Linked DNA regions of Homo sapiens: region 1 is linked to region 2. Evidence: chromatin contacts called from ENCODE Hi-C or POLR2A ChIA-PET data. All regions are on one chromosome and are shown on one strand. The core of a region is the stretch at or near the end of the contact, and the rest is flanking DNA. Distances in the headings are between cores, read along the strand shown.

Region 1 (4,349 bases), core at 1,445-3,944, 110 kb before region 2:
TTAATTGTGTTTGTAAAATGAGTACAGTGTAAAAATGTCCTAAAACCACTGGTTAACTGCCTAAGTAAGATTAACAACAATCAAGAAGGTTCATGTTGTTTAGATTTGACATTGTCATAATCACTCCTTAAGTAATAAAAAGTGTGGGTGCCTTGAAAGGTCTGAAGGAAATTGTTTAGGGTATAATTCATTAGCTTGGAGTCATTCTAGGGGTGGTTGGTTAGTTGGTTGTTTTTAATTTTGCTTGACTTGGGTGACTGATGAAGTTAAATGTGAAAGCTGATGCCGGATAGTCATAGCTCTCAATAAACAGCAGCCTTTTCCCCCTACTTTCTGTGTAGATCTTAAAAGGAACAAGCTCAGCATCAAGGATGAAATAGAACTTTGATTTGTATCTTGTCTTTTCAAAAGTGTAACCCCCATGGAATCAGGCTAACCCCAGTGTAATCTTTGGATGTTATATTAAATAAGCCTTAAGATCTTCATAAAAATATATTGAAAAGGAAAAGACAGCATGCTGATTTAAATGTATCTGTCAGATTTGTTGAGATTTGAAACTTGCTGGTTGCAGTATTGTTAGTAAATATATGTAATAATGTTTTCCAGCTTGCTGTTGTGAATGCCCCTCTCTCTATAGCTATCTCTCTACTTATCTGTATGGTAATTTGAGAGAATGCCCTTGTCTCTGAATATTTTGTAAAAGAGATGTTTTCAAACATTTCATTACTATGATACCATAAGGGCAGGCATGTCACTTAGGTTTCGGAAAGCAAGATACAAAACAAAAACCAAAGATTGAGCTCAAAGCCTGGCTCAGTTTTTCAGCACCAAATGCTTCTTGTCTAACAACGTGGAAGGACATTTTTCTTATCATGATCCTTTAGAGCTAAGAGCTTCGTGTTACTTCTATTAATTAGACATGTTAAAGCTAAATAGATTAGCTTTGGGAAACGTGTACAGAAATGTATACTCTACCAATATGCAAGCCTTCAGAGAGAGAAGCATGTAATAATGAGGGCTGCCTGCCACAGATCTGTACATTTCTCTGAACAATTAGAAGGGATCACTGTAGTGAGATTCTGGGTCTTTAATAAAGAAACCCATGCAAGTGAAAATGTATATCAATTGTTTTCCATTTGTTTTCAGCGCCAAATCTTAAAGGCAGACCACGCAAAAAGAAACCATGCCCACAAAGAAGAGATTCATTCAGTGGTGTTAAGGATTCCAACAACAATTCCGATGGCAAAGCCGTTGCCAAGGTACGGTCATTCACTCCACGGTATTCATTTCGTTGCATCTTTTTATTTTTGCTTTTTCTCTTTATCTCTCTGTGCCTGTGTCTTGGAGGCAGTTTTCAATTCAGCATCTGACTTTGGTATTCAGAGCTTTTGAAGCTCTATGCTGTGCCTGTTCCTGCCACCTCCCTTCCCCTGGTTGCCGTGGGCTGGGGGAGGTAGGCATTTTGATTAGTCAACAGAAAGACTTCCTACCTCCCAGTTTGGCCTGTTATGAGTAAAGGACAGATGATTAAGCACCCACGTCATTGAGGCTGAGATTTCATAGTGGGTGACACAATGACATAGTTTACTCTGCTTGTGTCAAAAATAGACCAGCTGAACCGTCCTCTTTCTGAATGTGTTCATCTAAATGTGTTTTGGAGATTAACAGAGGATGAAATTAGAAATAGCTAGAATTAATCTTTTTAGTTATGTATTTTTCAAAGTCACTTCTAATTTACATTAGACTAAAATTAAAGATACATAGCAAAATATTTAGATGTATACATATGCCCACAAGCATTTATATACTTTTAAAGATCTCTGTTAACATAGAATGAAAGTAAATTCTACGCTGTTGTTCAAGACCCAGGTCAATTTTTTACCTAAGCATTCTTTGGAATCTTGAAAGTGCATGCATGCCTGAAGTATTTTGCACGACAAAGGGTAAAGTATCACTTTATATTTTTAGACTTACCTTTCTGACTTTTGTGGGCTTGGGTCAGATTTCCATGGTTCTGTTTACTGCATTTAGGTGTTATTTTTGTGCTAAAGACAGCAATCGTCCCTTTAGGATTTTAGTTGACGAACAGATTTCAACTGACACCAGTTTCCAGATCAAATAACTAAACTTCTGAAAATGGGACCATTTTGATTAGTGGTGAATTTGGAAGAGTCTGATGTAGAAAAAAAAAAACATGAGTTAAGTTCTGTGTTGACAGTCTACTGTTTCTCTGCCATGTACTCTACCTCCTTCCCAGTGTAATGAAGTAAATCTTAGACTTTCACATTCTAAAAAATCTTATCTTTAAGCATCATTGTTTCATTAGGAAATTTTAAGGACTTTTTTGCTTAGAATTTCTTCATACTTCTAAGATTCCAAAGGGTTAAGAAGAGATCAACCAGTAGAAATGTGTATTTTCCAGTTTCTTGCTGAAAACAAATCTCTTTCCCTAAAGTTATTGTTGTTTTGCACATTTAACTTTCTGCGAATTAACTCCACATGGATGCCATGAATGACATTTTCTTGTAAGTTGGACACCTCAGCCCTAGAACTATCTACCTAGGACTTTGGTTTCCATCGTCTTGAAGGATGTCAGCAGGAACAGTTCATTCCCTACTATGTAGTTTGCAAGATCCTGCAGAATGGCGCAAGAAGGTTTCAAGACCATAACATTCAGCAGAGCTTGTACTGCCCATGCCTTCTGTTGGTGCCCAGCCCATCCTTCTTGGTTGACAGCATTTGTTTACTCCAGCATATTCTGTACCTGAGCCCGGCAGGATAAAGCTCCTTCCCATGCCACTTGGAATCACCACCAAGGTCTGCTTCTGAGAATTTTACAGAACTCATACAATTGATCTGAAAGAGCAGACCTCCAATGTTTCTTTCCATGGAAGGCAGCTCAGAACTCACTGTTGGGTTCACAAAGCCGAGAAGAACAAGAGCCTGCTATACAGATGGGCCATATTTGATGTTCACTGACTTCTTAACAAGAAGGATAGAAGTCAGTCCTGGGTTTTCTAAGTGACGCCTTTACTCCATCCCCGCAACAGTGCTGCCCGTCAGAATCTTTACAAAGAGATGGATCATTCTTCCACCGTTGGTGTTCAATGGTGAACAGATGAATGTCATGCTGCAGTCAGCTCCTAGGGACTGGTCTAATGGCTTGGCTCTTTTCAGAGTCTTGGATTACAGTCATGCCTTGGCTGCTTCCAGTGGGTCTGGCAAGACCACTTAAGCAAAAAGATCAGTAGGTATGAAGTGTGACGAGCTTGTCTGTTGACACCAACAGGCAGATGTAAAATCCCTACAGAATGAACAAGCCACATCTGGGATGAGGACAGTCATTAAAAAGCATGTGTGTCTTAACATGGTCTTTTCTCATGAAACACTGCAGTAGAGATTATGAGTCTGTGACCATCTAATCATCTGTTGAATTGAAAGCAGCATCTTAGAGGACAGTGAGCTGTTTGACTTTGTGACCAAGACCCATGTGACTGTTTCTTTTTAAAAGTGCCTCAAACAGACCATTTCTAACTAAGCACCAACTTCATGCAGCTCCACACAGCAAAGCTCTTAGAGTGGGACCCACTGGGTTTGTTGTGTTCATGACTGGAAAAATAAGTCAAGTGATTTGCCGGTCGCCATCAAAACGTTGCACTCCCTCAATGAGAACATGAAAACCAGCTTTGCAAGACCATGTTTTCCAACGGAGAGAGAATTACATGGCTCCCCAAAGACAGCAAGTGTCACGTGGGGAGGAAACTACCAGTTCTTTGAAGATCTCATGACTGTGTTCAGCCCAAATCCTGCCATTTTTTTCTGGAATAATCTTAAAGCAGTGAACCTGAGGCCCAGGCCTTTCATAGAGTGATCTATAACAGAAATCTTCATGGCATAGGACCCTAATAAAAGGCCTACATTGATAGAAGGCAAATTATTTTTAATATCCCGTATGCATTTTCTGAAGGGCAGAAGTGTATTACAGGTGGTTTATATTCTAAAAGGAACACAAAAAAGGAAACTGTGGTGGGAAGTGTGTTCATTTAAACCATAAACATACTTTCTATATTTCACAAATGTGATACTTTCATTATTTTCAATATTTTTCCTCTCATTTGGTCCTCAGAACTATTCCCAGGGATTATCATTTTTGCTTTACTAAGGTAGAAACTGAGGGTCACCTAGCAAGTTAGCAACCAAACCAAGATTAGAACTCTAGCTTTTTGTATTGCTGGTTCAGCACATCTTACTGCCCCAGTTGAAGGCTGGATTAGTTATAACTCAATCCCGTGGAAGGATGTGGTTAATATCAAATAGGTGGTGGATCATTGAAAACGTTAAATGTTGAT
Region 2 (4,987 bases), core at 282-2,781:
TTCACGTCTCCCTACCTGCTTCAAGGCCCAGCCCAAGCTCCATCTCCACCAGGATGCCAGGTCCTTAGCACAGTCCCTGATATTAAGTAAGGACTCAATAAACGCAATATTTTGTTACTTTAATATTACTAACACTTACACATTTACTCTCTCAGGTTGCTCCCTAATTCTTTGGGGTATGTTTTCTTTACAATTAGGTTGAAAGTTTCTTGAAGACAAGAAATACTTTGGGCTTTCCATGTAAAGACAGTATAGTTTCCAGAGCTTTAACATCACACAGACCTTGGTTGTCCCTCGATCTGCCTTTTTCTTTCCTTTTTTTTTTTTTTTTTTTTGAGACGGAGTCTCGCTCTGTTGCCCAGGCTGGAGTGCAGTGGCGCGACCTCCGCTCACTGCAAGCTCCGCCTCCCAGGTTCACGCCATTCTCCTGTCTCAGCCTCCGGAGTAGCTGGGACTACAGGCGCCCGCCACCACGCCCGGCTAATTTTTTGTATTTTTAGTAAAGACGGGGGTTTCACCATATTAGCCAGGATGGTCTCGATCTCCTGACCTCGTGATCCGCCCGCCTTGGCCTCCCAAAGTGCTGGGATTACAGGCGTGAGCAACCATGCCGGGCCTGATATGCCTTTTTCTACTGATGGTTAGTTATTTCACCTGTAGGCACTAGCCCATAATACCTGCTAAATGCATTGTTACTAGGATGATTACAGCCGTTTACCTGCTCTCTGTATCATGGTTCCCCAGTCCCATCAATGCCAAAATAGAATCAAACTCATGGAAAGTATTCAGCAAACTCTTATTGGAAGTTGATCAGCTAGAGGTCCAAATTGTCACGCATTCTATCAAATACGCTTTAAATGACATTTTGTGTGTGTGGTGCACGTGTGTGTGTGTTTTCACTCATTCATTCATTCATTCATTCATTCATTTAACTAAGAAGAACTCTTCTTTGCCTTTAAGTGGGCTAGTGACTATTCTCAGTTTAGAACTAGCCAAAGAATCAATCTTGACCCAGTTGCTAGGAAACCCTGTCTTTGGAAAGAAGTTAAGAATCAATTTCCCCATGCTTTAAAGAACATGTATTTAAGTAAATTACTTCCTCAGAAATATTGATTCATTCCAAAAGCATTTAAATAATATGAAAAACAAGAGGGTTTTTATGTGGAAGCTGTATCTTGACAGTAAAGTAGATGTGCACTTAAGAAAATATATTTACACAGATAATCTACATCTTGTTCAAGAGAGAAAATAGACTTTAATGTAGTAATAGGACTATTTATGTAATGAACTCTCATGGGCTCTTGCATAAATCATGATTCCTGGGTTGTGTGAATGTTTTTATGTGCCTTTGTGAACTTTCATAAGACTTTGGTTATGTGATTATATCAAAGGCTGAATTTATATTAGCAAATGAAGCATTGTGAAGACATGAAGACATTTTCTAATGGAAACATCATAACCAGAAGCACATTTTCCCAAAAGATGTGTTTTGAAAAATGCTAAATCATTTTAATGGTCTCAATGTCTTGCAAAGGATTCTCTTGGTCAGCAGCTGGCTTCACATGCAATCTCGGACATCAGCAAGCCCTGCTCCAAAGAGGGATGCCAGCCAGCCTGTGAAATGTTTCTGCAAGAACTTTTGGCTGCCTTAACCGCCTAAAGCAAATGTTTGTTTGCTGCAGTACGAGAATCAAATGCTTTTGTGTGAAAACACTTGCTAGAGAAACAAATGTTTGTTTTGGTAATCGACATTTGGACTGTTGGAACATTACCACTTAAGATATTGGTTTGAGAAATATACATTTAATTTGGAAAGCACCAGTCAGGATCAAGCATGTAACACAAATCTAGGCTGTAAGGAAATGAGGTTGAAATTGGACCCAACATTTTCACTTCCCCTTGTCAGTTCTGACTAAGAAAATGGTTCCTTGATTTACATATTGCCTTATAATGTTACTGAGCAGCAGCATAAAAGAAAAAAAACTGATTTACTTCCTTCTGGAAGAGTATGACTTATAAATTATCAAAGAGAGCAGCAAGAGTGTATTTATCTAGTATTAATATTTAAATGCCATTTTCCTATTGAATGTACCACATGCTCCATATTAGTCTTTTAGATTAGACTTAGTACAAATTGATGTTTCCTAAATGGAAGATTTCTCCTTACAGTTCACTTTTGATTATCCATGCTAACTGGCAGGAGGAAAGGTACAGACACTCCAAAACAGCAGGAGATACAGAAATAAGCTTTGGCTTCTGAAAGCATTAAATTTTTTAGTAGCAAAAAGAAACTAATTACATTTTAAGGGAGAGAGATACAAGGAAGTTTGTGTGGCAAGAGTGTCATTTATACATTAAACATATTATATTTGGTCGTAGATAATCCATAATTAGGAAGTCAAAATATACTATACTGATGTCGAGGCTGATTGCTAGAGCAAAAAGGATTTTAATTTAAAAGTTTCTTTTTTTCTATACATTTTAAACTATATTTTTTGCTTGATGAAAGCCAGAAGCATATGTAAATGCATCTGATTTTTTTTTACCATTATGTTTGAGTTTTTCTCTTTCGTGAAAATAAATTGAGGATCTAGGTTCACCTGAAAATGTATGAGCTGAAACCTATAATCAAATCAATACATAAATAATAATACAATACAATTATAGCTTGAATTCTTTGTTGCTGGCCTTAGCCCTATTTGGTCTTTAGCTTAAAAGAGACTATATTTTGAAATGGAAAAGAGAGATCAGTTCAAAATAGCCAAATGTAAGAATTATTCATTAGAACATCGAGAAACATGACTTTGTATCCTGAATCCACCCACTACTGTTTCCATTTGTAAATTTCATTATTCTGTTAAAAAAGATAAGTGATATAATGCATGTATATTTGAAGTAGTACTTTGAACTCCCCAGAACTTAATAATTCAAAGTATTACAGTAAATTCTCATTTATTCTGAATCCAAACTACCAGAAAGCTGAAATAATGAGAATTTTTTGTACAATTTATAAAATGGTAATGTCCCTGGAGCATTACAAGATTCTAAATTCCTTTGAACAGTCACAGAAAGATTAAATTTTGTTCAGCATAATTTTCTGGTAAGAATGTTTGATAGAGTTCTAATTCTTTGAAGATAGTAATTAATCCATGTGTAGCCTATGGTAATTCTTTTTTAACTTCAATATAAAAATAGTATCTTTGCATTTCCAGAAAACCTTGGTCTTGTATTTCTAGCTGATAAGACCCTAAAATGTATGGCACATCATAAACCTTACAAAGGTTGAGAACAGATCACATATGTCCTACCTTACCATATTTTAGTTTATTTTTATGTTTTTTAGAGATAGGGTCATGCTCTGTTGCCCAGGCTGAAGCGCAGTGGCATGATAGCTCACTGCAGCCGCGACTGCCCGGGATCAAAGGATCCTCCTACCTCAGCTTCCCAAGTAGCTGAGATTAGAGATGAGTGCCACCAAGCCAGGCTATTTTTTTTTTTTCTGCTATGTGGCCAAGTCCGGTCTTAAACTCCTAGACTTAAGCGATCCTCCTGGCATGGTCTCCCAAAGGTCTGCGATTACGGGTGTGAGCAACGGCAGCAGGCAGGCAGGTGGTACCTAACTATAAGTGATTCAATGTGGTTGCAAGTAAAAGAAACCCACTCAAACTGGCTAAAGGAAAAGATAATATTTAGTAACGTGACACTGGGCTCTTTTATAGAACTCAAGCCCATCTTCAGGCATAAACTAGAACCAAAGAATGGAGATCTGGGAAACCCTAGAAATTTGTGCTTTTCTGTCTGTCTCTCATCTTTTCCCCTCTTCGTGTATCTGCTTTATTCTCTTCACAGTCTTCAAACCAACTTCCCCTCTTGTTCTCTCCACTACGTGGGAAGTTGGACCCTTTATGTAATTTACATCATACACTATGGGGTCAGGCTTTAGATAGACATTAACACGCTTTTGACCCTACTTGAATTGTAAGGGGAGAGTAAGATAGGCCCTGCTGGGGTCAAAATCCACACCCCATACCGCTACCCATTAACCCTTCTATCCCTCAATACACTGATCCAGGGAGGAGAGGAAGGATGATAGCCTAGGTAAAACAATAACCTAGGCTATCCTCCAATATCCTTCATGGATAGAGGGAGAAAGAGCAGTTATCAGAGAAAAGGAATCAGTGTGAGCTGAGAATCTACCAACAGTTCTCACACTTGTTTTTCTCGGAATCCCTTTATAGTCTTAAAAATTACTGAGGACCCTGAAAAGCATGGGGTTATAGTTACCAACATTTACCATATTAGAAATTAAAACTGAGAAATTTAAAACCATTTAATTTTAATCCATTAAAAATAATAAACCCATGATGTTAATACTGAGATAATTTTTTATTTTTTGAGATGGGGTCTCGCTCTGTCACCCAGTCTGGAGTGCAGTGGCGCGATCTCAGCTCATTGCAACACCAGGGTTCAAGCGATTCTCCTGCCTCAGCCTCCTGAGTAGCTGGGACTACAGGCACGCGCCACCATGTCTGGCTAATTTTTTGTATTTTTAGTAGAGACGGAGTTTCACCATGTTAGCCAGGATGGTCTTGACCTCCTGACCTCATGATCCGCCCACCTCGGCCTCCCAAATGCTGGGATTACAGGCGTGAGCCACTGCGCCTGGCTTGATATAAATTTTATTTAAAATAAATATATTTGGCTGGGTGTGATGGCTTATGCCTATAATCCCAGCACTTTGGGAGGCCGAGGTGGGTGGATCACCTAAGGTTAGGAGTTCGAGACCAACATGGCCAACATGGTGAAACCCTGTCTCTACTAAAAATACAAAAATTAGCAGGGTGTGGTGGTGCATGCCTGTAATCTCAGCTGCTTGGGAGGCTGAGGCAAGAGAATCACTTGAACCTAGGAGGCGGAGGTTGCAGTGAGCCTAGATCTTGCCACTGCACTCTAGAATGGGCAACAGAGCAAGACTCCGTTTCAGGAA

Evidence for each region. Hi-C counts contacts between places; a loop is a spot of excess contacts on that map. ChIA-PET counts read pairs that join two places held with the same protein, here RNA polymerase II (POLR2A). Pooled maps may share reads with other maps.
Region 1: a map of OCI-LY7 shows a loop between it and region 2 (4-fold over the local background). The contact joins two enhancer-like sites. A Hi-C loop is called at or near these places in 4 of 168 maps with a recorded cell type or tissue (B cell, CD14-positive monocyte, OCI-LY7 and 1 more), 6 of 37 single-sample maps with no recorded cell type and 7 of 50 pooled maps. POLR2A ChIA-PET finds 5 or more read pairs at or near these places in 5 of 52 experiments (CD4-positive, alpha-beta T cell, HepG2, OCI-LY7 and 2 more).

Annotation. Positions count from the first base shown.
Region 1 is chr10:62,049,742-62,054,090 of GRCh38, forward strand. It overlaps ARID5B (AT-rich interaction domain 5B), which reads left to right. Exons shown (of 10, transcript NM_032199.3): 5 at 1,147-1,259. Among named protein-coding and RNA genes, the nearest start is that of ARID5B, 150 kb to the left of the region's middle. RefSeq lists an enhancer at 742-1,941. Within about 2 kb of position 2,695, at least 2 of the 41 ENCODE cell types and tissues checked have a DNase peak (open chromatin) inside an H3K27ac peak, as active enhancers do.
Region 2 is chr10:62,165,105-62,170,091 of GRCh38, forward strand. No RefSeq gene overlaps it. Among named protein-coding and RNA genes, the nearest start is that of LINC02621, 92 kb to the right of the region's middle. RefSeq lists an enhancer at 1,603-1,732. Within about 2 kb of position 1,532, at least 7 of the 41 ENCODE cell types and tissues checked have a DNase peak (open chromatin) inside an H3K27ac peak, as active enhancers do.